Linked DNA regions of Homo sapiens: region 1 is linked to region 2. Evidence: chromatin loops called from intact Hi-C (ENCODE). Cell type or tissue: dorsolateral prefrontal cortex. All regions are shown on one strand. Links, peaks and the distances in the headings refer to the core of each region. The heading gives the core; the rest is flanking DNA.

Region 1 (15,315 bases), core at 1,061-9,060, 52 kb before region 2:
AAAATGATGGTGGAGAGGTTGAAGTTAGCATTTTTGCAATTAAACATTTTAAATATCTACTGCATTTTGAAGATGATATAGAAGTGAGTTTATTAAATTTTAAAGAGCACAAGGAGAGATAGGTAAATAGAATGGCGTACCCCAAAATATAATTGTAGTTATCTCTGAATGATGGAATTAAGTGAATGATGTTTCACATTTGTTTTCTTTCTTTTTTTTTTTTGTACTTTTTTTTGAGTTTTCAAACATGACAGGCAGAATTCTAAGACAGCCCCCAAGATTCTGGCCCCTTATAAAGCCCTTCCTTGAGTCTGGATGGGCTCTGTGAATGTGATAGCTTAGTCACTCTGGGGAGTAGGTTGTCTCTCTGACAAATGCAATGGCTAGTGACTACCTTGACTCCTTAGGTTATGTGGACTCCCTCCTAGCAGACTGGAGAGCGGGGTTCTCCTGCTGATTGAAGGAGGATCTCTTGTGAGAGGGCTTGTGAGAGCAAGGAATGGCAGGGGCCTCTTGGAGCTGAGAGCAGCCCCAGCTGACAGCCAGCAAGAAGTCAGACACCTAATCAATGCCTTTGAAGCTGCTAAGCTTGTGATTATTTATTTATTTATTTATTTTGAGACGGAGTTTCACTCTTGTTGCCTAGGCTGGAGTGCAATGGCACAACCTTGGCTCACTGCAACCTCCACCTCCGGGGTCCAAGCAGTTCTTCTGCCTCAGCCTCCCAAGTAGCTGGGATTACAGGCATGTGCCACCACACCCGGCTAATTTTGTATTTTTAGTAGAGATAGAGTTTCACCATGTTGGTCAGGCTGGGCTTGAACTCCTGACCTCAGGTCATCTGCCCACCTTGGCCTCCCAAAGTGCTGGGATTACAGGCATGAGTCACCATGCCCAACCTACTTGCGATCATTTCTTATGCAGCAATGAAGACTGACACATCAACTAATGGTTTTCTTTCTTAAATGAGAGACACAATGAAAGTTAATTTTGAACCACCATCCATTGTTTCTGTAACAAAGCTATACTTCTCAGTGCACTTTGGGATGGGCTGTGTGCATTCAGCAGGCTACACCATGCTTCCGAGTACTGTAGCCACCCCCATCCATGGCGTCACTATCCGCAGTTTCAGTTACCTGCGGTACAGTCCAATAAGATATTTTCAGAGAGATACCTCATTCCTGTAACTTTTGTTATATATTGTTAAATGTCTTAACTGTGCCTAGTTTATAAATTAAGCTTTATCGTAGGTATATATGTACAGTAAAAAACACAGTGTATACGTAGGGCTTGGTGCTACCCATGGTTTTAGGCATCCACAGGTGTCTTAAAGCATCTCACGTGGATAAGGGGGGGATCAGTGCGCTTCCTATCTCTCTAACATCAGCATTGACATGGAGGGGTGTCTTCCCCTTCCCCTTCTCCCTCATTTCCATTTAGTGGCCTGATGATTCCACCTAGGAGTGGCTCCGGGTGAGTTTTCTCCCCTCCATTCCCACTGCCCAGGTCGGGCCCAGGCCGCCTGTTATCCCTCCTGGGACACGACAGCCTCCTCCTAGGTGGGCTCTGCCGAGGTGTCTCCCTCTCCTAGAGTCCATCTCTCTAAACACACCCCAATCTCTCTGCTCAGAAATCGCTCATGGCACACTACTCCTGAAGGCTGCACATCTGGGACACTGATTTGGTCCAAACTCTTCCCTTCAGCCTTGGCCCTCACTGGTTTCCTTCTGCACCTCACTCCCAGGGCCTCTCGAAGGTGGTCCCTTTTCTGAGCATGACATCATGCTGTCACTCCTTAGCTCAGTGCTCCTTTTCCAAAACTTCCCATTTCTGCCTACGAAAATCCCTCCATCCCCGGATCAAATATCACTTGCTCTAGGATACTCCCTGGACCCTCCAGGGAGACTTGCTGTGTTTGGTCCCATGCACGTCCCATGCACCCCACCATGCTCCTGGAGACACCTTTGTTACAGCCCTCCCCATACTGCCTTCATTAGGTGGAGACTCCTGGGGAAAGAGCCCAGCCTGACCGAGCCCATGTGCCCACTGCCTGGCATATGGGCACCTCACATTGCTCATCCCCACACCTGGCACATGGCAAGCACTCCATAGATGTTGGTCCACTCTGTCCCTAAGGTCCCCAAGTTCACGTGACCACTCCCATAATTCCATGCACCTGGCCCTCAGGATGCAGGAGGTCGGGGAGCACTCACCCTGAGCTGAGCTTCTGCAGGCAGCAACATCCTGGTTCTTCCTCCGGCTCCAGGGACCCCAGGAAAAGCAGGCTAGCAGTCCGGGGAGGCCTGGCCTCTCCCAGGCTCCTTCCACTAGGAAGAACACAAAACCTGAGTCAGAGGGTCACATGGTTCCCACTTCACAAGACTGAGAGATTTCGTTTAGCAAATCAAGTGCCCCAACGGTCAACTGCCCTAGTTTCAACTGTCTGATTAAAAACACAGAGTCTGATTTGCAAAAGTGGGTGGGTTTTTAAAACCGAACTTTAAAAATGATTGCTTTACTTTTATCTATGTTATCTCATTTAATTCTTACAAAAGCCCTGTGATGTAGGTACCATGTTGAGGAAATAAAGCAATGAAAATGACATGAAATTAATTACAATTACATAGCACCAAACAAAATACTCAAAGAGCTGCACGTTCCCTCTGATTTTAGTTCAAACTATTTCTTGGCAGGAATAGATACATTTTTTAGTAATCTATAAAGTCAACAGGAACTAGGTTGTTTATTTTATTTATTTATTTATTTTTAAAAGACTTCAGGCAACCAAAACAAGGAAAATCCTTGTTCATAATCTTTATTCAGGACCAATTTACTCTTAACCCGCACCCAAAGGTAAAGAGACTGTATCCTTAGTTTTTCAACCCAAAGGCAGCTGGATTAGGTACCACGAACTGGGTAAAAGGGCACTGCCAAAAGGCAAGCAACCTAGAATAAGAATTATCATCAGACGGTGAGGAAAGAAATTGGAAAACTTTAAAAAAACAGATCCAACCACTAGCGAAATCTTAGTGACATGAATCCATTTGGTGTGAAGATAATAGTTCTGCCCACTGCAAAAGCTGCAAAGAAATCAGTGGGCTATAAGTTATAATTCCACTCACGACCTTTAGTCATTTGCGAGAGGTTTAATTTTGTTCAGTATGTTTTTATAAAAGTAGGAAAGCGCTTAACATAGAGAACAATTCCCTTGCAAAGTGTTAAAATCTCAAAAGTATTAGTGTTTATTTAAAAGGAAGGGAGGATTCATTCACTCTGTCTGCATGCCAGGCAGGGTATCAGGAAATGGGACTGCAGATGGTGTTTAAACCCACAAGGGAACAAAATCATGTTCACAAGGGAACGAAATCATGTGGTAAGAGCTCAGAGAGCAAAGGGATAAAGGGTTCTGGGATTTCGCCAGTGAACTTGCAAGTGGGAGCAGGGAAGGTCAAGGGAGGCTTCCCGGAGGAGGAAGTCCAGTTCTGAATGCACAAATGGGATTGGCCAGGTGAGGAGGAGGGAGGAGAAAAGGCTCTTCAGGCTCAGGCAACAGCAATGTGTCTACAAAAAGCTTAGGAGGGACAGGGCGTGGTAGTTCATGCCTGTAATCCCAGCACTTTGGGAGGCCAAAGTGGGTGGATCACTTGAGGTCAGGAGTTCGAGACTAGCCTGGTCAATATGGCGAAACCCCGTCTCTACCAAAAAAACAAAAATTAGCTGGGTGTGGTGGCAGACGCCTGTAGTCCTAGCTACTTGGGAGGCTGAGGCAGAAGAATTGCTTGAGACTGGGAGGCAGAGGTTGCAGTGAGCAGAGATCGCATCATTGCACTCCAGCCTGGGCAACAAAGAGAGACTTCATCTAAAAAAAAAAAAAATGCATGCACTCATTAGGGTATAGAAAATGTGTGTGAATTCCCTTCTTTCTATTGGAGGCCTGGTCAGCAAAGGGGTTGAAACAAAAATCAGAACAATCACAGCCTCAACAAAAAAATGGATTGCACCCTAAGGGAGGAGGGTTAGGGCAGGCGCGCTCGCCCAGGCAGGCCAGGCTGGCAGGTGAATGTGACATTGGCAGCATCACAGGTGACAGGTCTCCTTGCTGGGACCCTCCGCCCCCCAACCAACGCCAATACTCCAGGAGACACACAATACAGCCACTTTCTTCATTATCTACTTAAGAGGAAGGGGCTGGAGGGCTTGAAGGGCTGCCCAGCTGGGCAGGGAGAGAAAGCTGGGAGCTGGAGAGTGCAAAGATCTCCCGGGTTTGCCAGATGCAGCTACTCTTTTTTTTTTTTTTTTTTAATACTTTAAGTTTTAGGGTACATGTGCACAACGTGCGGGTTTGTTACATATGTATACATATGCCATGTTAGTGTGCTGCACCCATTAACTCGTCATTTAGCATTAGGTATATCTCCTAATGCTATCCCTCCTCCCTCCCCCTACGCCACAACAGTCCCTGGTGTGTGATGTTCCCCTTCCTGTGTCCATGTGTTCTCATTATTCAATTCCCACCTACGAGTGAGAACATGCTGTGTTTGGTTTTTTGTCCTTGCGATAGCCAGATGCAGCTACTCTTAATGTGCATATTTTCATCCTAGAACATTGGAGAGTTCCTGTAAAGCCTTGTGTTCCAGGAGGAAGGAGATCCTGACCCTTCTGCTGATGGCAGCAGTCACGGGGGCTGGGAAAAGACCCTTAAATCCCTTCCACCTTTCAGGAGAATGTGGAGGGAAAAGGTGGCCTCAGCAGACCTGGGGGAGGCTGAGGGACACAGCAGTTGGGTGCACAGCCTTGGTGGGTGGCCAGAAATCAATAGAAAATGTACTCTTAGTCCCTCTCACCTCCCCACACGTCAAGTCCCGAGCACCCATTCCTTGCCCTCTTCCTAAAACCAGGCAGGGCTTCCAGGACGAGCCTCCACCGCGCTGGAGATGCCCCTCCGCCCCTCCTAGAGCTCCCGACGCATCTCTGGCTGCGCAGCGCCCTAGAATTTAGCTTCTGGCACCGCCAATCTCCTTAGCACCCATCCACCCCCTTGAAACTTTCCCATCCCAAGGCTTTCCCATTTCCTTCCCCACTCCTCTTCTCTCCCCACCCCCACCCACCCCGTAACTCCTAGATCTCGGCCTTGCCCGATTCATCCCTTCTCTCTACCCACTCCCTCTGCCTTCTACTCGGCCCCTCAGCTTTCCCACGCCCCCTAGGCATCTCCCGTGCACTCCGGACCCTTCCGGGACAGACTCGATCCGCTACGCACGGCCCGCTCTCCGCTAGCTGCGAGGCCTGGCTCTAGGCACCTCCCTGCTCTGAGCCTCAGTTTACCTCGGTGCTCAATAAGGGAATGGCCAAAGGGGTCCAACTTGGGGGACGTGCCCGAGCCACCGCCCGCCCGCGCCCAGCCGGGCCCCGCGCAGTCTCACCTGGTTGCCCGGCTCCGGCGGCTTGCAGGGCCCTGCAGGCGGCCGCCTGGACGGCCAGGCAGGAGGCCGGGAGGCCGGGGCAGTAGGCGGCCGCCTGCACGGGCCCCCCCGCCTGGCGGCCGAACACGGCGCGCAACAGCGCCTCCAGCAGCCGCAGCCCCGGCGCCACCGCGTCCTCTGGCCCGGCCTCGGCCACCAGCACCCCGACCAGCGCCGCCCCGGCCCGCCGCCGGCCGCGCACGTCCCGCAGCATCTCCCGCAGGCGGCGCCGCGGCTCCCGGGCGGCCAGCGACGACGCGCGGCACAGCACGAAGACCAGCGGCGAGCGGATGGCGCGCGCCGCCGCCGCCGCCGCCCCCGCCGCCCCAGCCGCCCTCGCCGCCCTCTGCGCCCCGCGCGCCGCCCCGGGCCCCGCGCCCTCTGCCGCCGCGCCGCCCGGCTTGGCCGCGCCTGGCTCCGGCGGGAACACCGCCCGTGCGAAGTCCCGCAGCAGCGCGCGGCTCTGTTCGCGCTCCCACAGCTCGCCCACCAGCAGCACCTGCCCGCGGCCCCCCGCCGCTTCCACCAACGCCTGGAAGGGCGGCTCGGCAGGGCGCGCAAGCCGGGCCGCCAGCGCCTCCAGCTCGCGCTCCATGCTGGCCGCCGCCCGCCCTCTGCGGCCGCCGCGGCCCGGGCGCACCCGCTGCCCGCCTCTCGGGGCGGTGGCGCCCCGGCACAGAGGACACGCCCCCGAGGGCCGAGCCCAGCCGGACCCCCGGGCCCCCGGGCGGGGCCTCTGTGTGCACGCGCCCCTGGGCGCAGCCCGCATCGCGGGCCCGGGTGGGAGGAAGAGGGCTTTCTCCTCAGCCCTCCAAGGGTGGCTCCTCCCGAAGTCCCTGCGCAGACGCGGGGAAACAGAGAGTCATTCATTCATTCATTTGTTCGTCCATCCCACACATACTTACTGCGCACCTACTATGTGCAGGCGCTGGGCAGCCGAGGTTGGGAAGACAGACAATTATCCCCTCACTAGATAAGATCGTTTGGAGACCTGGAGCAGAGTCCTGCACAGTTTGGGGTCTTGCCGAGGTGGGGTGGGAGGTAGGGGGGTAGGGGGCGGAGGGCGCAGAAGTGGGTAGGAAGGTGAGATAAAAGAGAACACGCAGGGGTTATTTCTGCCACCCAGCTTTCCTTTTGGGCTTCAACATTTAGCAAAAACTGACCGAGGGTCCATTATTTCCACAAATACTTATTGTACCACCCCAGGCGCTGGGGTTGAAACCCAGACTGTTTCCGTAAAGCAGAAAGTCTAGGGGGCCAGATGCAGGACACGGATGGTGCTCTGATCTGCGTGGGGAGCAAGGGGCCAGCCAGGTCAGAAGCAGGAATGCATTTCCCTTCCTTCTAAGGATCTAGGTCAGCCTTGTCCAATAGAACATTCTGTGATGATGGAAAACTTTTTTATTGTCTGCACCATATGTGACTATTATTGAGTACCTGAAATCTGGCGAGTGCAACTGAAGAACTGAGTATTACATTTCACGTAATTTGTAATGAAATGTAAAATTAAAGCAGAAAGTGACAAGATGATAATGTACTTAAAGGGCTGGCACCTTTCTCTGAATAGTACCCTAAAGACGCCGCAGAAGCAAGAGGGGAGTTGGTAAGGACTCTGAGAAACCAATGTAAAACCAGGGAAGGCCTGTCGCCTCCTCCCCTCAGTGCCATAGAAGGGGGATAGGCTGAGTGAACGCTATACACTTGTGCTCTTTTCTTTGCTTGCATTGGCCTGAGTAGACCATTTCTCAACCCCATCTCCCCAGCACTGCTGGGAGGCAGAAAACAGCTGTGCTAGCCAGGGATGGCATATCAGGCTGGGGCTAGCAGCACAGAAAAACCAGACCCGGCAGCCTCTTCTTCCCACTTCATGGGTCAGGAATTCCAACCACGAGACCTGCCTCATGAAAGAGGATTGGCCAGGGGAGAGTGCCCAGAAGCTCCCTGAGTGGGGTGTCTGGTGTGTGTGAGGGTGGCACATGGGGAGTGGCTACATTCACATTTGATGCCAGAGGCAAGTCCCATCACACCCCCATTCCTTAAGCTCCCAGGTGGGATATATAGGAAGAGCCTAGGTTTTAGTCTCTTCCAGGTGTACCTATCGCCAACCAAAGTAGCTGATATCTAGGGAAACATGAATTCACTGGGAAAAATAATTAGACTTCTGGGGCCGGGCGCTGTGGCTTGTGTCTGTAATCCCAGCACTTTGGGAGGCCAAGGCAGGTGGATCACCTGAGGTCGGGGATTGGAGGCCAGCCTGACCAACATGGAGAAACCCAGTCTCTACTAAAAATACAAAATTAGCCAGGCATGGTGGTGCATGCCTGTAGTCCCAGCTACTTGGGAGGCTAAGGCAGGAGAATGGCTTGAACCCAGGAGGTGGAGGTTTTGGTGAGCTGAGATCGTGCCATTGCACTCCAGCCTGGGCATCAAGAGCGAAACTCTGTCTCAAAAAATAAATAAATGAATAAAATAAAATAAAAAATAAAAAACAGTTAGGCTTCTGGAAAGTATAAAACAAAGCAGGTTTAATGGATATATGAATTAAGATTCATTTCTTAATAACACAGACAACACTAATAACAATGAAAATTTCTTTTTCTCTTTTGTAGACGTTTGGGGATGGACAGTTTATGGCTGAAATAGTATAATAGTTCTGCTTTACTAGGTGTTTGAAGACTCAGATTTCATACCAAGTCACTATTGCCCTCTGACATCTTCATAATCCAAATTGGCTGCTAAAGCTTGGGCCATCACACCTGTATTCCCAGAAGCTGGGTAGTAGAAGGACTGAGGAAGGAACAAAAATCTGGTTGACTTCAGATTTCTTAGCAACAACATTGGGTTTAAGAAAAAATGGAAAAATTGTTTTAAAGTATCAAAGAAAAATAACTTTGACCCTAGATTTGGATTTCTAGCTAAATTATCAGGTATATAAAGAATCAGAAGGCGTATCACATATAGCCCCTCTTTGAAAACACTATTGGAGGAAGTGCCCTATCAAAAAGGGAACTAAATCTGGCTGGGCATGGTGGCTCACTCCTGTTACCCCAGCACTTTGTAGACTGAGGCTGGCAGATCATCTGAAGTCAGGAGTTCAAGACCAGCCTGGCCAAAATGGTGAAACCCCGTCTCCAATAAAAATACAAAAATTAGCTGGGCATGGTGGTGTGTGCCTGTAATCCCAGCTACTTGGGAGGCTGAGGCAGGAGACTCGCTTGAACCCAGGAGACGGAGGTTGCGGTGAGCCAAGATTATACCAGTGTACTCCAGCCTGGGTGACAGAGTGAGACTATCTTAAAAAAAAAAAAAAAAAAAGAGGAACTAAGAGTGCTCAATAATAGCAAGTAAGAGGGATTAAATCACTTGTCTAAATAACAGTGCAAGGCCATGCCAGCAAAGCACAGCCTAAGTGGGTATAATAAACTGGGAGGGTGGGTGGCAGAGCCAGGGTGAAACCTACAAGTTGACCAGAAAGGGAATTAACCCCATCCAGGTCACCTCTGAGGAAGAGAGAAAGACAAGTTCTAGAGAAGCACTGTCAGGTATACTGGGATTTTTAGCACATTCTTACAAGGCTTGTCTAAAACCAACATGCTCTGCCTCCTGAACTATATATTCTCAGCCTCTAAATCTCCACAACTAATTACAAATTTCCATAGGCGGGATGCGGGATGGATCAGAGGGGGGTGGAATGTTAAACGAAGGTTGGAGTCCAGGGCCAGTAAAGTTTATCTTTATCTGTGTTATTTACACAGCAAAGGTTCTGGTATTAAATTAACAGGAAACTGCAAAGATCTTTTTTTTTTTTTTAAAAAAAGGCAAGATGCCAAGAATATTTCTTCCTCCTCTCCCACCGCACCTTAGAAAAACATCATAAAATTAATGGACTTCTTCTTTCTCTGGTGTTCAATGAAGATATAAAGTAAACTGGGATTTTTGAAATACTTTACCTCTTCATGTTCATTTAAACAGAATTTGGTGGGAATCAAGTGATAAGAGACTGGTGTGGTGGCTCACACCTGTAATCCCGGTACTTTGGGAAACTGAGGTGGAAGGATTTCTTGAGCCCAGGAGTTTTAGACCAGCCTGGGCATCATAGCGAGACCCCATCCCTAAATAAACAAACAAACAAAAATCAAACAGCTAGTTGGGTATGGCAGTGTGTATCTAGTCACAGTTACTCCTTGGGAGGTTGGGGTGGGTGGATGGCTTGAGCCCGAGAGGTCGAGGCTGCAGTGAGCCGTGATTGTGCCACTGCACTCCAGCCTGGGTGAGAGATCAAGGACTTGTCTCAAAAAAAAAAAAAAAAAAAAAAAAGTGACCAGAAAGTGTTGGTTTGGAAAACAAGGAGTAATCTCCCTCTAGTTGCTTGCCAGCTCCTTTTCCCTCTTTACTCACACTCTGTCACCCTATTCTCCTCTCCTTCTTTCTTCCTTTCCCCGCTTCCCCTCTCCCCACCTCCCCCTTTCTCTCTTCTTTCCTTTCCTTCCTCTCTTCTCTCCCTGTACTTTTCCGCTTTTTCCCTAAGATGTTTGATTTGGGGGCTAAAAGGAAGGCTGGACCTGGGGAGACTTTCTGGCTTCCTGGGGAGCTGGGTGGAGGGAGGAAGATCTTTAACATGAGGAAGACCTCAGAGGGAAAGGAAATTGGAGGAGCCCCCAGGACCCACGGAGGAAAGAGGCTGAGGTGGGAAGAGGGGCTGGAAACTTGAAACTGGGTCTAACAAGTGCTGGGTGCCCCTGAGGTGGAGCAGGCCTGCTCGCTGGTGTGCTGGGACTTCGTTTCCTCCTCTGCCAGGCCCAGGCTGGTTCCCATGAGGGCACCAGGAATGCAGATCTCTGTGCCAGCTGGTGTTCTTATGGGGGTCAAATATCTCAATTTCGCCTGAACTTTAGGGGTCTGGTGAAGGTTTGTTAACCCACTTATGCAGGAGGTTGCAATTTTTTGAATTGCAGACATGTGTGAAAAATCAGACCTTGGCAATGACCTTGAGCAGCAGGAAATAAATAACTCCCACATGCTTAGCGTTCCAATAATGGAACACTAGGAATAAATGGGATTGAAGAAGCCTGCAGGAAATGCTGACGGGCAGAGACCAGGCTTCAGTGCCTATCATGCTCCTGCTGAGCCCTGGACTAGTCAGTGGTGCCAGGAGGAGGGGCAGGCAGGCCCCCAGGACACACCTGTACTGGCTGAGGGCATCACAGTGGGGGCAGTCCTCCGTCAGCCAACACCTGGCACATAACTGTGGGGAGAGTGTCTACACCTGTCACCTTGGTGGCCACAGCTGCAAGGTGACTTCGTGGGGATCTGTGAGCATCTGAGGCCCCAGTAGGGGTGAGGAGGAGAACAGCAGCTCATTTGTGCAGCAAGGACATATGGTGACTTCGAAGCCACTCAATTTGGGCCTCCTTTCAAATCTACTGGGCCAGATCAAGTTAGAGCTTCAGTGTAAGTCTCCCAAGGTCCCCTCCTGGGAGAATGGCACCAGCCAAAATTGGCCAGGAAGAAACCATGGTCTCTAAGAGTTGAATGGGACCCTGGTTGGCCTTTCCCTCCCCCAGGACAGGGCTGCACCAACTGCACCCAAGCTGGCACCTCAACTGTCAGGCCCATTGAGGTTAAAGTGGAGCAAAGAGCAGTTATTACTGGAGGCAACCTTATTCCTCCCCCAAGTCTCAGAGCAGGTGCCCTTTTATAGACTATCAAATACAATGTGAGCTGTATCTGTGGGGTGGGCATGAGGGCCGGTGCCCACCACAGACGCCCTGCCCCTGTACCTGTATGTCTCATTCTGTTCACTTTCTGCAGCTCCTCGGTCCCCGGCTGATGAAAAAATAGGAAGTGTGCAAGTGTTGGGGCAATGGGCAGTGGGTGACTTCATGATCATCGTTCATGAGGTGCCTGATATAGAACAAGGTGACCATTAAAATAATCTTATGATAACCTTAGTTGCCCAAGCCAGCTCCTGGCCAGTGCCTCTCTTTCCCAGAGGGGTGGATCAAGAACCCGGTCAGGAAGATGGGCTCAGTGAGTGCATGGAAACATGAGGTTCCTCTGCACCAGATCTTGTCAGAGCTCTGTGACTGACCCTGACGTGACTCTGCAGGACAGGGAGCTTCTGTGATCACTGGCTAGAGGATGTTCAGCTTACCAATTTCAGGTTGCACTGGACAAAGATGATGGCGGTGTTGCTAATGACACTAAGGTGGCACCACCTCACCACTTTAGAGAAACTCTCGCTTCACCACTTTAGAGAAGCCTCTTATCAGTGGTAGCGGCAGATGGACAGGCAGTGGTTGCCAGTAGAGCTTTCTGCAATGAAGAAATTGTTCTAAATCTGTGCTATCCAGTACAGTAGCCACTAGTCACATGAGGCTATTGAACAGCTGAGATGTGGCTTGTGTGACTGAGGAACTGCATTTAAAGTTTTGTTTAATTTTAAGTAATGTAAAGTTAAGTTTAAATGGCACGTGTGGCTAGTGGCTCCCATATTGGACAGCACAGGTCTAGAAGGTATGCTATCATCATTCTCTTCCAAGGTTGATTTATTTCCATGGCCTGATTAACAACTTAGTTTAGATTGGTTTTCAGGTTTAGACAGTGACAGGACAAAGGTACTGGCTGTGGCAGACACTGTTGGTTTTCTGCTCATTGGCCACTCATGCTTACTGAGCCCTGATTTTGGTGTAAAAGCAATGGACCCAGCCTCAGGGGTTGAAGCGTGAATAGATGAAGCCAACTGTTCTTCATTGCTAGTGATTGGTCTTGAGGTGGGCATGCTGCTCACTTCTAGCCAGTCCAAGACAAGGAGAGATTTCCAGGAAAGATTTCCTTCCCTGACTAGGGAAGTTGACAGGCCCTTTTGGGGCCATCACCTTCCTTGCTTCACAGAATGTTGTGTGAAGACTTGATATTTGGAGCTATGGCAGCCATCTTGCTACCATGAGGGAAAGGCCAAAAGAATTAGTATCTTTCTATGAATTGTTAACGATATTTGGAAAAGCTCAGTGAACACCTTACTTCTTTGGTGTTGTCAGTTTTCACTGCTTTGAGAGGAATTCTGCCCTTCAAATTGTATAACCCAACATCTTCCTTAAATTGTTTTATATTGAGATAGGACATAAATTATTAAATAAAATATTTAAAATAGGTCAAATAATAGATTGCCTTTAGAAGGAAATCCAAGCTACTGGTAACAGGATGGCTTCTGACAAAGGGAAATGACAGGTTAAGATTTATGGGTGGGAGGGACATTTAACACTGCCTATCCATTTGTTTGTTTTGAATTTTGTTCCACAGGAATGAACTGTCTACTCAAAAATAGGTTTATTAAAGTTAAGGCCAGGCGCAGTGGCTCATGCCTGTAGTCCCAGCACTTTGGGAGGCCGAGGCAGGCAGATCACTTGAGGTCAGAAATTCGAGACCAGCCTGGCCAACATGGTGAAACCCCATCTCTACTGAAACTACAAAAATTAGCTGGGCATAGTGGTGAGCTCCTGTAATCCCATCTACTCAGGAGGCTGAGGCAGGAGAATCACTTGAACCCGGGAGGCAGAGGTTGCAGTGAGCTGAGATAGTGCCACTGCCCTCCAACCTGGGCAACAGAGCAAGACCCTGTCTCAAAATAATAATGATGATAATAATAATAATACTACTAAAATAAATAAAGTAGTACATGAGGATCTTATTTTGCTGCATGGAAGTAACCACCCAAAAACTCAAACCTGAGTTGTTAAAAGTATGTGTTGTTTACATAGGTGTGTTCACTTTGTAAAAATGTATTGAGCTGGTCACTTATGATTTATGTCCTTAATAACAAGTTTACATTAAAAAAGCGGTGGCCTTTTTGGAGTGGAGCTCAGAGTTGGAAGGAAAACCAGGAGGCGGCTTTGTTTCCATTGTAAAAAGCTGTTCTACTTGCCCTAAAAAAAAATTTATGCATATTATTACATACTTTGATTAGAAAATATATTAAACAAAGTAGAAAAGAAAAAAGCTAAACAGCTTGCCGCTATTTGGGATTGCTGTCTTTAAGAGCCAAGCCTTGTCCAATCTATTTGTATAAAACACTGAGTAATTAATCTACCCGTTCACTTATTTCCTATTGGAAGCCATAAGGAGGCCATTGGTGAATATAAGTAACTTCTGGAGCATCTAAGGCACCTCACCAAGTCCTAGGCCTGATACGGTCAGTGCAGTGGACCAGCACGATGTCCTGCAGGATGGTGAGGTGGCTAAGGTCCACCCAGCACAGAGCCCACGAGCAAGATGCAGACAATGTGCTGCTGTCCACCCCTCCAGGAGCCACCATTCTGCACTGGCCAGAAGACGGGAGACTTACGTAGAGCTGTGAGGGGAATCACCCACTGCCTCCACATGCGCGCGTGCGCACACACACACACACACACACCCACCCCTTTTGACTCATTCACAGTGATATCAACATCTGTGTTCCCAGCAGGGACGCAGTGTTCCTCTAGATTTGCTATTTTGTTGAAGGGACTGGGGAGGGTCCAAGGGCTTCCCTTTGCTCCCTCTGTCATAATAGCCCTTACTTTTTGGGTCACAGAGCCAGTGTGGAGATTCCACCTGTAGCTTAGGGGATCTATTCCAACTCTACACCCAGGCACTGGAGAAGTGATGGGTTCAGGATTCCATCAGGCCTACCATGAACAGGAATCCCATCAAATTTGTCAGTAGTGTTCTGTTCCCCAGGGGGTCTGTGTCAGTTTACAGTTACTGTCCCAAACCCCCTCAAAGGTCTGGATCATCCCTTTCCCCACTGTAGTTTCCCTGGTCCATGGTCAGTTCCCCTGTGGGAAAGGAAGGGCTAAAACAGAGAATATTTTTTTGATGTTATCACATGGTCTTTTCTCAAGGGGACCTGGCAGCCACTTAATTCAAGGGACATATCAAAGAATCCCCACTGGGATGTTCTGCTGGAATCAGGGAGACCAAGAACAGTCAGCTTGGGATGCTGGCCCTGGCATTATTGCTGCTGGCCCCTCAGGACCATGGTATTGGACTCTTGACTCTGCTGCAGCCATTGTGAAAAATCTCTGGTTGACCACAGGGCCTTTGCATCACTTCCTCACAATCCAAAGCCCTTGGCAGGAGCATCTGATTGGCTAAGCTCAGATCACATGACTATGTACTAGTTATAAAGAGCCTGGAAGAGAGAATATTTGATTCCCTGTTGGCTTCCTTAGAGAGAAGTAGATAGACCCTGGCACCCCACCTGCCCAAAAGACCTCCCACTCCAATAGAATGATATCTATCTGGGCACCAGGTAAGCAAAATGGTGATTTAAAAAAAATCTTTGATTTTTGTGTGGTTGGGTTTTCTACAATGAGTATTTATTACATGCATAAATTTTAACAAGGAGTCTGTCATTGTGTACACTTTATTTTATTTTATTTTATTTTGAGATGAAGTCTCGCTGTGTCACCCAGGCTGGAGTGCAGTGGTGCGATCTTGGCTCACTGCAACCTCCGTCTCTTGGGTTCAAGTGATTCTCATGCCTCAGCCTCCCGAGTAGCTGGGATTACAGGCGCCCACCACCATGCCTGGCTAATTTTTGTATTTTTAGTAGAGATGGGGTTTCACCATGTTGACCGGGCTGGTCTCGAACTCCTGACCTCAAGTGATCTGTCCACCTCAGCCTCCCAAAGTGCTGGGATTACAGGCGTGAGCCACAACACCTGGCCATTGTGTATATTTTTCAGTCAACCAATTCCAACAGTACAATTACTATTATACACATGGGGAGCATTAAAAATATTTCCTGAACCTGAAAAGGTCAGGAACACTGATACAAGAATTTGGGGCCCAGTCATTTGTGTGTGAGTCT
Region 2 (15,315 bases), core at 2,928-10,927:
GGGCTGAGTAATTCTTTGTTGTGGCGGGTCATCCTGTGTATTGTAGGAAGTTTACCAGATCCCTGGTCTTTACCCAGTCTTTACTCCCCCCTACCCCAGGACAACCCAAAATGTCTCCAGATATTGCTAAATGTCCCCTAGAGATGGGGTAGGAGTGTGTGTGTCCACATTGCCCCTGATTGTGCCATGTTGGTGTAAATGAATCAGATAGGAGCAGACACATATAGGTAGAACTTCCTGGTAGCAATGAAAGAAATATTCCATTTTACCAGAAGGAGCCAAACAGGGCACAGAGAATGAGTCTCTGTCTTCCTGTAGAAAGATGGAGGAAGCACAGAGGGCAGGCCGAGGGAGGAGTGGGGAATTTCTCTGTGGCAGCAGCAAAAATATGTGTGAATTCTTTAGTAAGAGTGGTCCCAAGAAGCAGAGAGAGGGCACCTGTGGAAAGAGGTTGTCCCAGAAGAATGAGGAAGAATGGTCCCTCAATAGCTCCTTGCTAGAACGTCTTCCCTGCAGCCCCCACCTTCTTCTTCTTCTTCTTTTTGTTTTTGTTTTCAGAGTCTCACTCTGTCTCCAGGAGTGCAGTGGCCCAATTTTGGCTCACTGCAACCTCCACCTCCCGGGTTCAACTGATTCTCCTGCCTCAGCCTCCCGAGTAGCTTACAGGCATGCTCCAGGCTCCTGAGTAGATTACAGACATGCGCCGCCATGCCTGACTAATTTTTATAGTTTTAGTGGAGACAGGGTTTCACTCTGTTGGCCAGGCTGGTCTCGAACTCCTGACCTCAAGTGATCTGCCTGCCTTGGCCTCCGTAAGTGTTGGGATTACAGGCATGAGCCACTGCGCCTGGCCCCACTGCTTTCTGTTTGAGCACCTGTTCCTATACAGGAAGCCTGGCTCTTCCATAATACAGCCACAGCCCACTGCCCAGTGCTTATCAGCCACTACTACTACCTGTGTCCAGCTCTAGCTAACCGTGAACATCAGAGATCTCATGAACAGGCTGAACATTCCTGCATTTTCAGAAGCCCTTCTCCTCTATCATCCCTCTCTGCACCTCTACCAAAGCATTTTCTGGTCAAGCCCTATCTCAAGTGGATAAATCTCTTCATAAAGCCTTTCTAAGCTGGGCACAGTGGCTCATGCCTGTAATCCCAGCACTTTGAGAGGCTGAGGCGGGCGGATCACCTGAGGTCAGGAGTTTGAGACCAGCCTGGCCAACATGGCAAAATCCTGTCTCTACTAAAAATATAAAAAAATCAGCTGGGCATGGTGGCACACGCCTGTGGTCCCAGCTACTCAGGAGGCTAAGGCAGGAGAATTGCTTGAAACCCGGGAAGTGGAGGTTGCAGTGAGCGGAGATCGCGCCACTGCACTCCAAGCCTGGGCCACAGAGCGAGACTCCATCTCAAAAAAAAAAAAAAAAAAAAAAAGCCTTTCTTGAGATCTCCAACTGGAAGCCATCCTTCCCTTGCTGCTGAGCTCCGGGGCACCTCTTTGTATGAGACTGGTCATATTCTGAACGGCATTAGAATTATTTCTGTCTCTGCCTTCCCTCTCATTCCCCAACCCCAGATGGTGGAAACCTCAGAAGGCCACAGTCCAGAGTAGGGGCTTAATGCAAGCTGCTGGAACTGAATAAAGGTAAAGTTAGGACAGAGAAAGCAGGAAGCTGCGACAGCAGGAAGCTGTGATGGGGGCAGGTGGGCATGTGGGATCAGGCACCTCCAAGGCTTCATCACCAAGGGGGTGTTTTCAAAAATGGACTGGGACTTCTCTGGCCTTGGCTGAGGATCACAGCTGGACTAGTCCATGGGCAAGGGAGTTTCCTAACTAGGGATGCCAGTCATGTGAAAATGCAGTAGACTAGGTAGGGGAAGGGAATTGGAAATTAGATAGTCAGAATAAGGTCTTGATGGGGTGAAAATTTCCTCCCAGAAGGTCTCTGATGGTTCTGGTTTCCTGGGCACCTAGAATAAGTGTGTCACCATTTGTCCTGAAGCTGACTTCTCTGAGCTGGATGGCACCCTGGACATCAACCAGCCCTTCACCTTCACGTCACACAGGAGGGACACTGGTCCATAGAGAGGATGCCTGCTCTGGTCACCAGCTGGAGAGTGGCAGACCTTGGGTACCTGACCTTTGGACTCTGCCACACAGAGCACTTCCTCAGTCCCTCCTGCTGCCCCTGGCAGGGTGGAGCTGGCAGGTAGGTTGCGGGACTTGGCGCTCCCTCAAGATCTCACTGCCCAGGGACCTTAGACTGACAAATTAATCCCGTGGGCCACAGGCCTGGTCTCCATAACAGAAAGGGTCTCAAGAGTTGCGAAGGAGAATCCTGAAGTCGGCCAGCTAGTCTAGCGGAGTTCCACCTGAGAGGGTTGCCATGAGGATCCAGGTGAAAAGCCCTTAGAACAGCGCCTGACTCACAAAAGGCGTGCTTTTAGTGTTATTATTCTTCCCTGGAGAAGACTAAAGAAGCAAGCAAGGGAGAGGAGGATGTGGAGAGGAGGGAGTGGGGCCCCGTTTCTACAAAGTCCCAAATCAATACCTTACAAAAGCGTGACCCCAAGTCATGGGAACCGATGCCCCAAGTTGCATGTGGGGCCAGTGAGTGGGGGTCGTAGCCCTCCGAATTAATTCGAACACCTCTGACGCTGAGATTGCCCCAGTGAGCACACCGGGAGGAACTCTAGTTCCTTACCACCCAAAACAGTACCCAAAACTCCTGGAGGCGCCAGGAGAGAGGCCGTGACTCCGGGGCTTTGTCCTCTACCCCGCGGGGCGGCAGGGTCGGGGTCCAGGGCTGCGTGTTTGAGCGTTCTCCGCCCCGGGGCTCCCCCCTCCCCGCGCCGACCCCTCACCATCGGTCTGCGTCTCCCGATCCATCAGGGAGACCCTGTGCACTTGCTGGCGGCGCGCTTGGAAGTCCAGGGTGCCCTCGGGGCGGCCGGGGCAGAACACGGCCGTGTGCACCTCCACGGCTGGGCTGTGCGGCGCGAGGACTCGGCTGAGCAGGGCCTCCATGCGGCGGCGCGCCTCGGCCTCCTCCTCCTGCTGCGGCTGCACCACGATCCCCACGAGCGCGGCGGGCGGACGTCGGTCCCGGGCGTGCTGCTGTTGCAGGAGCAGCTGCAGCCGCAGCAGCTGCGTGAGGAGCGCAGACGCGCGGCACAACACCAGGAGCAGCTGCGCGCCCCGCTCAGGCGGGTGCTGCGGTGCCCCGCGTGCAGACGCTGTGTCCTCTGCCGCGGAGGTGGGGGTCCCAGGAGGAGCCCCTGGCGCCTCGCGCGGGTCCTCGGCCTTGGGCTCCGAGCGCCGCGACTTCTTGGTGAAGCGCTTGGACTTCGTGGCCGGGCAGTCGTCGCAGTTCATGGAGCTGTCGCCCCAGCGCTTGGACCGCCGTGCGGTGCAGTTGCTGGCGCTGGTGTGGCCGCTCATGGCTCGGGCGGACGAGGGCCTGGGGAGCTGATCGGCTGCAGTGTCTCCTGGAAAGCTCTGCAGGCTCAGGCCGTCCTCATCCTGCTTCCAGAGCCCGCTGATCAGCAGCACCTGGCCGTGGCCCTCGACAGACTGGGCCGGGGCCTGTGGCTGCGCCTCCGCCTTCCTCTCCTGGGGTGCCCTGCAGGGCTGGGCCCCAGGCCGCTGCTCCATGTCCGGCCCGACACCCTCGCCCCTCTGGGCTCGGGCTTCCGTTGGGAGGGAAAAGCTGCCCTTCTCCGGAGCATGTCACAATACCCCTGAGCCCTACCTTTTCCTGTCGTGGCCAAGCACCTCCGCCCCGCTATTCCTTGGAAATCTAATATATAGGAAGTTGCTGTTGGACGCTGGTATAACGCCGACTGTGTTCAGTTTCTCCATTTTCTACTTTTGTGGTTTCAAAAGGTGCATCCTTTTATACCATGGATAAATCTTCGTCCCCAAGGCTCTAAGTAAGGCGAATTTTTATGCACCCGGGGCATTTAAAAAGCAGTGGACCAGATCTCATTGCACCCGCAACTCTTGAGAATCAGCGAAGAGTGGCGGCCTGGGTGGCTGGGCCCCGGCTCGGCCAGTCGGCTCTCTGGGTGATTCGGGCGCCGGAGTCTTGCGCTATTACGATATAAACGGGTGGTGTTGCCCGAGATGATTTTGGGCCCCCTCAGTTCCAGGCTTCTGTGGGTACCAGCGGCCTGTCAAAACGCCAGGAAAGGTCCTCAGGAAAACAAGACAGAAAGCATAGAACTCGTTTGCTGCCCAGCACGCGGGGTGAGCAGAGTGTCATGATGAGGCAGTACGGAGGGAACAAGGACGGTCACAGAGACTGGAAACCCAACGGTGGGGAAAGTTGTTCCCTTTGTTATTTTTCTTAAAATGAGCTTTACCAAGTTATGCTAAATTATTTTTAAAAATATAAACATAAAAAACTCTGAAAAGCAGGGTGTCAAACAGAAAACTCTGAGCTAGAATCCCGCTAAAAACTCCAGGATCCTCGGGCGCGGTGGCTCATGCCTATAAGCCCAGCAATTTGGGAAGCAGAGGTGGGAGGATTGCTTGAGGCCAGGAGTTCAAGACCAGTCTTAAGCAATATAGTGAGACCCCCATCTCTACTAAAAATACAAAAATTACTCGAGCCTGGTGGTGTGCCTGTAGTCCTAGCCATTCCCGAGGCGGAGGCAGGAGAATTGCTTGACCTGGAGAGGCAGAGGTTGCAGTGAGCCAAGATCACACCACAGCACTACAGCCTGGGCGACAGAGCAAGCCTAAGTCTCAAAAACAGACTAAACAAGTCTGCTGGAGTGCAGTGGCGTGATCTTGGCACACTGTGAGCTCCACCCCCCAGGTTCAAGTGATCCTCCTGCCTCAGCCTCCCAAGTAGCTGGGACTACAGATGCCTGCCACTCCAGCCTGGGCAGACTTGGTCTAAAAAAAAAAAAAAAAAAAAAAAAAAAAAAAAAAAAAAAAAAAAAAAAAGAAAGATGGATGCTAGACTTTCATCCAAGATAAATTAGACCTGACAACTTCACCATACAGGAATTGGCCTTTCCACAGGTTTACCCTAGTGTGGGAGTCTCAAGATTGAGATTACTAGGGGAGGTAGGAGGCCCTACCTGGGGCTGGGGCTTGCTTTTTGCCTTCTCTAAACCAGCTTTTATCAACATATCCTAAACTGGGGAGTACCAGGAAGGAATAGAGGTTCCAGACTCCCAAAACATGGATTTGAGCTACTCTGTCCCTCCTGACTGGGGTAAAGGAGCCCTAGTGTGCTGTCTTGTTCATTGTCAGTTCAACCTGCAGTCGGACAGTCATTGAAGAACCCTTGTACTAACTGTCTGACACGTTGGACTACCTTTAATCAGCCCCTGGCACACTGAAGCCATGGAACGGGGAGAGGAGCAGAGAGAGGTGGTGGGACTACCAGTCTCAGTGCGACCTCAGGGAGGGGATGATCCAGATGGCAGGGCTGCCAGCCTCAGTGTGACCTCAGGGAGGGGATGACCAGGCTGGAGTTAAGCCATCCCTAGGGTTCCCTGGGTCCAGCCCTTGCAGGGGCTTTTTTTTGTGCATGGTGGGGTGGGGGGAGACACTAAAGGTAAGAAGTGGCACTAAAGGCAGAAGCTCTGTCAGCTGGTGTTCAGAATGAATACCAAGACTCCTGGGCATGCACTTGAAACACCACGATTATATCTAAGTTGGTGTAACAAAGAGATCCAGAGATACGTTGGGTTAGGAATATTTATTTCTGCAGATGTCAGTGGTTCTGGGGTGTCAGGAAGGCTCTGCCATCCTCAATATGTGGCTTCCTTTCCTTTCTCCAGGGCAGCTGATCCAGGACCGTCCACTTCCAAGCCAGCAGGAGGATGGAAAAGCAGAATGGAGGGGAAACAACCTCCTTTGCAGGGCGTGACTCGGAAGTTGGACACATCATTTCCAGCCACATTCCATGGACCAGAATTAGCCCTGTGACCAACTCTGGCTGCCAGAAAATCTGGGAAATACAGTCTCTGCTTGGGCGATCAGGCAGGCAGTTATATCTTTGGGAACATCTCTCACCCCCTGGGAACACCTGAGCAGAAACTGAAGGACATTTAACAGATTCTCCTTTGTGTCTAATAAGAATTGCCCCCATCAGTCGGGGCTGTCCTAGGTGCTGGGTACATAGGTCATCTATACACAACCCAGCAATGGAGAGCACACCATTCCCAGGCTGCAGATGCAGAAACTGTGGCTCGGAGAGTTAAGCGTCTTGTTCAGATTCAGTCAGCTGGTAGATGGCAGGTCTGGGATTGAGACCCAGGCCTGGCTGGTCCTGCCAGGACACAGTATCACAGCTTTGACTGGGAGCTTCTTTTTGTTTACATATATTTTTTATGCTCAATGTGCATTCCTTTTGAAATACACAGAAAAGGGAAAGAAGCCGGAGTCCTGCCTTGTGTAGGAGGGATAAGTTAGAGGTGTGCACCGGGATAAATCTGCCTCCCGCGCTGGCCCTGGCCCTGGCCCTGGCCCTGGCCCTGGCCCTGATCCTGCTCCTGATTCTGGTCCTTGGGGCCTGGGCGGCGATTCCCGGCGCTGGCTGAGCGTCACCGGCCACCAGAGGGCGCTGCCGGGCTACCGGTCCGGTCGCCCGGGGATCACAGCCTCAGCGGACAGGAAATGATCAACAGCTTCTCCTCTCGGATCCACGTGGACTCAAGGAATCTCCGGGGGGCAGGACAGGTGCAGAGCCGAGTGCAAAGGTGGAATTCTATTCCCAAAGCACATCCCGCGCCCCTTTCCTCTGCAAAGTCCCGGAACCGCGTGACTCCGGATGAGTTATCGGGGCTGGAACCGAGGGTTCAGCCCCCTGCGCCTCTGTGTGTCCCGGTCCCTTTCCTCCAAGTAGACAGGAGGCATCTCCTCATCGGCTCAGTTCACATTCCTCCAGGGGCTCAAAGGGGACCCAGTCCCTGTCTTGGGACACCAAGTCAGGCAGACTCCAGGAGAGAGGAAGGAAGATGATTCCCGCGCTCAGGTAGGGAGCCCCTCCAGGAAGAGAGAAATGAGGGGTGTACAACGTGAGAGTGGAAATGCTCAGAAATAGTCAATGGCCTGGGCAGCTGAGCTTTCGTCCACGCCCTGGCACAGTGTGTGCGGCACAACAGAGGTGTTCAGTGAACGTTTTTCATTCAATCAACAAACACCCTGAGTGCCTCCGTGTGCAGGTCCTGGGCTAGGCTCTGGGGATGAAGTCCCTGCCCCCTGGAGCTTATACTCCGGTAGGAAAGAGTAAACAAGGTCGGCCACTACTATAACCTCACATGGCGCTGAGCTCTAGAGGAAATTAAAGCAAGATAAGGGCGCCCAATCCAGGGCTTATATTCCCCCAACCCCCACCCCCAGTCCAGCCCGGCAGTGATGCAGGGGGAAGGGGGCAGGGGTGTGGGGGGTGAAGAGGGCAAGGAAGCCACCCCCATCCTCTGGGCACAGCCAACAACCCCCAGTTTTATACAGGAGAGGCTTCTTGGGGAAAATGTCATTCCAGGAGCCCTCAAAGTGATGGGATCCACTGACTGGAAAGAGAAAAAGGTCCAAGAAGGAGGAATTCAAGCCCCTGAGGCCCCTTTGGGTAGAACAGGGCAGGGAAGAGCCTCAGGGTCGCACAGCCTGGAAGCCGGAGGGCAAAGAGGAGGAGATGGAGAGCCAGACTCCCGGAGAACCCCGGAGGGCCTTGGAGGGGCCAGGGGTGGGGAAGTGGGAGGATAATTTTATGCATCAATTTGGCTGGACCACGGTACCCAGATATTTGATCAGCCATTATTCTAGATGTATCTGGGAAAGTATTTTTTGATAAGAGTAACATCTGAATCAGTGGATGAGTGCTGAGTAAAGCAAATTACCTCACCAGGTGGGCGGGTCCTGCTCCCTCTGTTGAAGACCTGAAGACAAAGATTGACCCTCACCCTTCACCTCCCACCTCTTCCTCACCTTGGAAAAGAAAAACATTCCTGAGAGGGGGGATTTGTCAGCAGAAGGCTTTGGGACTAGAACTGCAGCATCAGCTCTTCCTGGTTCCCCAGCGCCCAGGCCTACCCTGCAGATGTGGGCTTACTGGCCTCCACGATCAGTGAGCCGGTTCCTTAAAATCAACCTCTCTCTCTTCCTCTGTCTCTCCCTCTCTCTCTCTCCCTGTCCACATCCCATTGGTTCTGTTTCTCTGGGGAAACCTGACTAATAAGGGGACTCTCAAGGCCCTGGCTGAGGATGGCAGGCCTGAAGATTCTCTGAGGCATTCAGCATTGAATGAGCACCAGCTGGGCGTGGAGCTGTGTCAGGCGCTGGGCACAGGACTCAGCCCCGGAACCAAGTGTGGGCCCACATGGTGTGGGCCTTTGTCTGTCCCTGTCATGGCTTTGGACACACGCGTGGCCCAGAGGGGACAACGGATCTGGGTGGCGAGGTGGGAAAGCTCACCCCAGTATTCCTCTTGGTGGCAGCAGTCCCTTAAGGGGTCGCCTGAGTCGTGAGACCCACAGGTGTGGACCTCCCCCCCCCCTTCCTCCCCTCTCCCCCAGTGACTTTATCCAGCACCTGCCCTGCCCAGCCTTGCACAGGTTACCCTGTGACCCACTCACAGGGAGATAGGGCAGCTTCTTTCTGCCCTCAGGAGCCTTGTTCTCAAGGCAGCTCATCCAAGAGAATAACATACAGTAGATTGCCACACACATGACTGTGGCTTAGTCCAGGAAAGCCACTTATAAAATCCGGAGGTGAAGGAAGAAAAGATTGAAATCTCTGTAACAAATCCATTTCCCTCCTCCCTCCCTCCCTTCATCTCCAAAGTAGACCTGCCCCAGGGCCAGGGATCCTCTCCCTGCAAGGCTAGGTAACAAGCGGATTTTTGCTTTTGAGCTTCAAGGTCCTGGCTTCTGGTGGTTTATAGGTGATCTTTGAGGGTGGTTTTGACGAGAGGCTTGTTAGCTTCTCTACGCTTTTGAAACGCCCACTCTCCCCACAAGAATCTGGGACTTTGCAGAACCGGTCCAAGGTGAGAGTAGGATTAATTGCCAAATGAGTTTTCTCATAAGCCTGGGGTCCAAAGTACATTGGACAGCCAGCAAATGCTTATGAGGGGTTTGAACAAGTGAAATCAAGGCTCAAGGTCATAGGACTCAATGGAGAGTGAGGCAGCTGGGATCTGGGATGACCGGCATGGGCCTCAAAGCAGGGGGCTTGGAAATAGGCCCTGAAGAGGGGGTCGCTTGCGTGGCTAGGAAGGGGTTGGGGCCCACTAGCATTTCTCAGAATGCCTATTTTCTTCGGCAGTGAGAGCTGGAGGGAGGGATGGGTTTCTCAGCACAGTTCCAGTATGAGTGGCTGTCACCACAGGGCGCCATTGCCAAGTCAGAAAGAAACAAAGCTTAACCGCTGCCTCCTGTCCCCCATGGTCTGTGAAAGTCTCATACTGTAGTGCGTCTAATGGTGGCCCCCCAAAAGATACATCTACATTATAATTCCTGGGACCCAGAAATGTGACCTTATTTGGAAAAAGGGTCTTTGACCTTATTTGGAAAAAGCGTCTTTACAAATGTAAGTGACCTTATTTGGAAAAAGTGTCTTTACAAATGTAATTTACAACATTGAATGAGCACCTGCTCTGTGTGGAGCTCCCTATGTGGCCCAGGCTGGTCTTAAGGATCGTGTGTGTGTGTGTGTGTGTGTGTGTGTGTGTGTGTGAGAGAGATAGGGTCTCACTGTGTCATCCAGGCTGGAAGGCAGTGGCACAATCACGGCTCACTGCAGCCTCAACCTCCCAGGCTCAAGCGATCCTCTGGCCTCAGCCTCCCGAGTAGCTGGGACTAGGGTTGCACACCACCACTCCTGGTTAATTTTTTGTGTGTATTTTTTGTAGAGACGAGGTCTCCCTAAGTTGCCCACGCTGGTCTTGAACTCCTGGGCTCAAGTGACCCACCTGCCTCGGCCTCTCAAAATGCTGAGATTATAGGCATGAGCCACTGTGCCCGGTTCAAGTTAAAGATCTTGAGATGAAATGATTCTTGGGATCATTATCTTGGACGGATTGTAAATCCCAGGATGAATGTCCTTATATGAGACGCGCAGAGGAGAGACACAGAGATGGAAGAGGAGAAGGCCATGTGAAGGCAGAGGCAGCGACTTGAGAGTTGCAGCCACAAGCCAGGATGGCCTGGAAGAGGCAGGAGCAGACTCTTCTTAGAGCCTCCAGAGGGAGTGTGGCCCTGCTGACACCTTGATCTTGGACCCTTGGCCCATCAGAGCTGTAAGAGAGTAAGTTTCTGCTGTTTGAGGTCATCTGCTGCAGGAGCCCCCAGGAACAAATACACCTCCCAATCCCATTTTTAATTCCCGAGGGTTTGCACCCCCAGGACACTTCTTCCACACATGCCCTGTTGTGCTCCGTATTGCCCTGTGTCCATTTGGAAGTGGGACTCCATCCTGTTGATACGTTCCACATAAAATATACTTGTACCAAAAATGTCTTGTTTTTAGGAGACTGTGGGGGATGGGAGTTGGGGGAAGGGTTCCATTTTCCAGGGCAATTATAGCTGTCCCTCAGTATCCTAAAGGGTTTGGTTCCAGGACTCCTGCAGGTACCAAAATTCAAGGATGTCCAAGTCTCTGATATAAAATGGCATAGTATTTGTAAATAACCTATGCACATTCTCCTGTATACTTTAAATCATCTCTAGATTATTTGTAATACCTAATACAATGTAAGTGCTGTGTAAATAGTTATTGTACTGTATTAGTTTTAAAATTTGTGTTATTTATTATTATTATTTTGAGACAGAGTCTCGCTCTGTCGCCAGGCTGGAGTGCAGTGGCATGATCTTGGCTCACTGTACCCTCCGCCTTCCAGGTTCAAGCGATTCTCCTGCCTCAGACTCCTGAGGAGCTGGGACTACAGGTGCATGCCACCACGCCCAGCTAATTTTTGTATTTTTAGTAGAGATGGGGTTTCACCATGTTGGCCAGGATGGTCTCGATCTCTTGACCTCATGATCCTCCCACCTTAGCCTCCCAAAGAGCTGGGATTACAGATGTGAGCCACCGTGCCTGGCCTATTGTTGCTATTATTAAAAAAAAAATTTGGAGATGAGGTCTCAGTCTGTTGCCCAGGCTGGAGTGTAGTGACATGATTATGGCTCACTGCAGCCTCAAACTCCTGGACTCAAGCTATCCTGCCACCTCAGCCTGCCGAGTAGCTGAGACTACAGGTTCGTGCCACCACACCTGGCTAATTTTTGTTTTTTTGGTTTTTGTAGAGCTGTGATCTCATTATGTGTTGTCCAGGCTGGTCTCAAACTCCTGGCCTCAAGTGATCCTCCCACCACAGTGCTGGGATGGCAGGTGTGAGCCACTGTGTCTGGCCTGTTGTTATTTTTAAATTGCTTTTCTTTTTTCAAATATTTTTGATCCATGGTTGATTGAAATCTTGGATGTGGAACCAGGGGGTAACTGAGGGCGAATTGCACTGGGCTTTCCCTTGACTAAATTTGGGCAAAATAAAATGATCTCTAACCTTTGTAAAGCTAATCAGACACCTCTAGGGTAGCAAATCCTAAAAGAAAAAGATCAGGCATATGAGTGCGTGTGTGTGTGCACGTGTATCTGTGTTGCCAAGCTGTTCCCTCCCCCACCCCCACCACTTTGCTTTTGGAGGCAAAGGAAAGGCACCCTCCTGGCTAGCAGGCCAGATGAGCCTTGTCACCTGGGGGATAGGATGCGACCCAGATCTGCTCCTGAGCACAAAGATGAGCAAAATCAAAGGAAATTGCATGAGACTGAAGACCTTCTGTGTGGTCCTCCTGGGAGTGGCAGAAGTTTCTGGTGGAGGCGCAAAACAGGCCCCTGCTACACATAACTTCCATAACCACCAATCCACAGGCAATCCACCCACCCACACCACATCCCAGGCCTCTCCTTTCCGTGCCTGACCTGTGCTCCCGTGGCCTGCATGGGTGTGAGTCGCCTCTTTCTCCACTGCAGGCCTCTTCCAGGATGTCCTGGTGAAGAACACCACTGCCTGTCCAATTATACTAGTCAGAACCCTGGGAGTGTCTCTTGACACTCCTTCTCATCGTCCGCCAAACCCAGCCCATCCCCAAAGCCTGTTGATTGTATTTCCTGCTTGTCACACAAATGCCACCAGCTTTGATGGGCACCTTGTTCCTCCCCTTTGTGGTACTTGTCACAGTTGCAATTTGCCTGTGAGCTCCGCAGAAGACAGATGCCACGGCTGCTTATTCCTTGTCGTGTCCCTGGTTCCTAAAACAGTGCCTCGTGCATCACTGGTGTTCAATAAATACTTGCCAAATCATTGAATAAATAAGCAAATGAATGAAGGAATGCAGTTTTGAGTGAGGATGGTGTTGAAAAGGAATAAAGCCTTCCCCAGTAGTGCCTGAGGTCCATGTAAGAATGTCCTAGATGATAAGACAGGAGACACACGGGCGTGGTAGATGGGCTCTCCCCACCCCTCCCCATAAGAGTGCAAAGCTGGGACAAGCCAGAGGCTTCACAGGCCTGGTAACTGGGGGGTAGGGTTTGGTGATTCCTACCCAGGGCTGGGGGCATCGGGAGGCTCTTCCTCTCTACCTGGACTGTGTTTACCAGGTGTGTTTCCCATTCATTATTTTCCAGTGGGTACTGGGTTCAAAGTTTCTATAAGCAGTGGGGGCTTTGAGGTTCGAGGAAAGTGTAGTATAGCTTTCTCTTCCTTTTAGGAAGATTTCTGTTTTTCTTTTTCTTTTTTTTTTTTTTTTTTTGAGACAGAGTCTTGCTCTGTCACCCCAGCTGGAGTGCAGTGGCATGATCGAGGCTCACTCCAACCTCCGCCTCCCAGGTTCAAGTGATTCTTGTGCCTCAGACTCCTGAGTAGCTGGGATTACAGACATGAGCCTCTGCACCCGTCCTAGGAAGATTTCAAAACGAAGATGAGTCTATTGTAATTTAGAGGGCCATTTTAAACTCCCTGTGTTGGTGGCAGATGGTTTGGGTCTGGCAGCTAGCTCTATCCCAACCTTCTCTATCCACCCTGCAACTCCCTCCCCTCCCCCTCACATTTTATTTTGAAATTTTCAAACATTCTGAAAAGTTCAAAGAAGAGTACAATGAACTTACCCTGGATTCTCCAACTGTTAACATTTTGCCACAATTGCTTTGTCTCTGTTGGTCTCTCTCTGTCTTTGTATATTTCCACATACTTTTATTTTGCTGAGCAATTTGAAAGCAAGTTGCTGACATCTTGACACTTCACTTCTAGATATCTCAGCATCTCCTAATAAGGATATTCTCCCACAAAACCACAATACCATGATCACAACCATAATAGCACCCAGTGTACTATCTGTATTCAAATCTCTACAGTTGTCCCCGGAAGAGCTTTTAATGCTGGATTTTTTTTTCCTATCCAGGATCCAATCAAGATCATGTATGATATTTGGTTGTTATGGCTCTTCAGTCTCTTTTCATCTGAAACAGTCTTTCACCTTTTTATTGTTGTTGTTGTTCTTTGTTTATGTGAAATTAGTTTTTGATAAAGAGTCCAGGACAGTTGTCTTGTAGAGTGTCCCATATGTGGGTTAATCTGATTGCTTACACAAGATTAGATGCAGGTTGAATATCTTTGGCCAGAGTTCTGTACTGCATAGGTGCCACTGTAGACTTCTCAGTCAAGTATCACATCTGGAGTAAATAATGTCAATATCACATCTGGAGTAAATAATGTCAGGCATCACAACTGGAGTAAATAATGTCAGTATCACATCTGGAGTAAATAATGTCAGTATCACATCTGGAGTAAATAATGTCAGTATCATATCTGGAGTAAATAATGTCAGTTATCACATCTGGAGTAAATAATGTCAGGCATCACATCTGGAGTAAATAATGTCAGGCATCACATCTGGAGTAAATAATGTCAGGCATCACATCTGGAGTAAATAATGTCAATATCACATCTGGAGTAAATAATGTCAGTTATCACATCTGGAGTAAATAATGTCAGTTATCACATCTGGAGTAAATAATGTCAGTTATCACATCTGGAGTAAATAATGTCAGGTATCACATCTGGAGTAAATAATGTCAGTATCACATCTGGAGTAAATAATGTCAGTATCACATCTGGAGTAAATAATGTCAGTATCACATCTGGAGTAAATAATGTCAGGCATCACATCTGGAGTAAATAATGTCAGGTATCACATCTGGAGTAAATAATGTCAGTATCACATCTGGAGTAAATAATGTCAATATCACATCTGGAGTAAATAATGTCAGGTATCACATCTGCAGTAAATAATGTCAGTATCACACCTGGAGTAAATAATGTCAGGCATTACATCTGGAATAAATAATGTCAGTATCACATCTGCAGTAAATAATGTCAGTTATCACATCTGGAGTAAATAATGTCAGGCATCACATCTGGAGTAAATAATGTCAGTATCACATCTGGAGTAAATAATGTCAGGTATCACATCTGCAGTAAAAAACATCAGTATCACATCTGGAGTAAATAACATCAGGTATCACATCGGGAGTAAATAATGTCAGTATCGCAACTGGAGTAAATAATGTCAGGCATCACATCTGGAGTTAATAATGTCAGGCATCACATCTGGAGTAAATAATGTCAGTATCACTTCTGCAGTAAGTAATGTCAGGTATCACATCTGGAGTAAATAATGTCAGGTATCACATCTGGAGTACATAATGTCAGTATCACATCTGGAGTAAATAATGTCAGGTATCACATCTGGAGTAAATAATGTCAGGCATCACATCTGGAGTACATAATGTCAGCCACTCTTGGTCATTCTGAGTTTGATCACTAATCCTCACTCTGCTTCCCCTTTTGTAAGTAATTTTTAGAATCTTCACATGGTCACAGGATTAACTGAATATCCAAGTCACCAAACAGTTTTGGCAACTCTTGGTGATGCTTACCTGAAGGAAGCATTACATTGGAGGTTGGAAAATGGTAGTTTTTCATTCTTTTATTCCTGCTACATTTACTAGCTGGCCTTTTTTTCTGTAAGAATTTCCAAATCCCACTATATTAAAAACATTAATCACTGTGGGTTCGTGGAGTTTTAAAAATGCTATAATTGAAACTACAGTTATTCATTTTGATGTTCAAATCATCCCACATTTGAGCAGTGGGAGCCCTCAGGTCAGCTCCTGAATCCTTTTGACATGATCACATTTATCTTCCAAAACTGTTTTGCTTTCTGGTGTGACAAGAGATTCCATGCTCACGTTGTACATTTTCACCCCTGACCTAGAATCTACCATTTCTCTAACGAGCC

What was found. A loop is a pair of places that touch in the nucleus more often than their neighbours do. Peaks named below come from ENCODE experiments on the same cell type or tissue, not always from the same donor. Only the 100,000 strongest peaks of a DNase experiment are listed, where the experiment ranks them.
Region 1: it touches region 2 in a loop (2.5-fold over the local background); 2 of 110 quality-filtered maps call a loop at or near these places.

The regions. Positions count from the first base shown.
Region 1 is chr2:231,028,308-231,043,622 of GRCh38, reverse strand. C2orf72 (chromosome 2 open reading frame 72) reads right to left here and starts at 6,100. Exons shown (of 3, transcript NM_001144994.2): 1 at 5,424-6,100; 2 at 2,214-2,327. The coding sequence starts at 6,057. In dorsolateral prefrontal cortex, for the core only: a CTCF peak has its summit at 5,554; a DNase peak (open chromatin) is centred at 5,592; H3K4me3 peaks cover 4,167 bases; H3K27ac peaks cover 5,495 bases.
Region 2 is chr2:230,978,664-230,993,978 of GRCh38, reverse strand. SPATA3-AS1 (SPATA3 antisense RNA 1) reads left to right here. Exons shown (of 6, transcript NR_033879.1): 3 at 1,577-1,645; 4 at 2,004-2,210; 5 at 5,800-6,995; 6 at 7,869-9,611. Among named protein-coding and RNA genes, the nearest start is that of SPATA3-AS1, 9.7 kb to the left of the region's middle. RefSeq lists enhancers at 6,310-6,809, 7,211-7,260, 12,090-12,229 and a silencer at 8,314-8,498. In dorsolateral prefrontal cortex, for the core only: CTCF peaks have their summits at 6,371 and 6,572 (motif pointing right); DNase peaks (open chromatin) are centred at 4,144 and 6,578; H3K4me3 peaks cover 1,037 bases; H3K27me3 peaks cover 973 bases.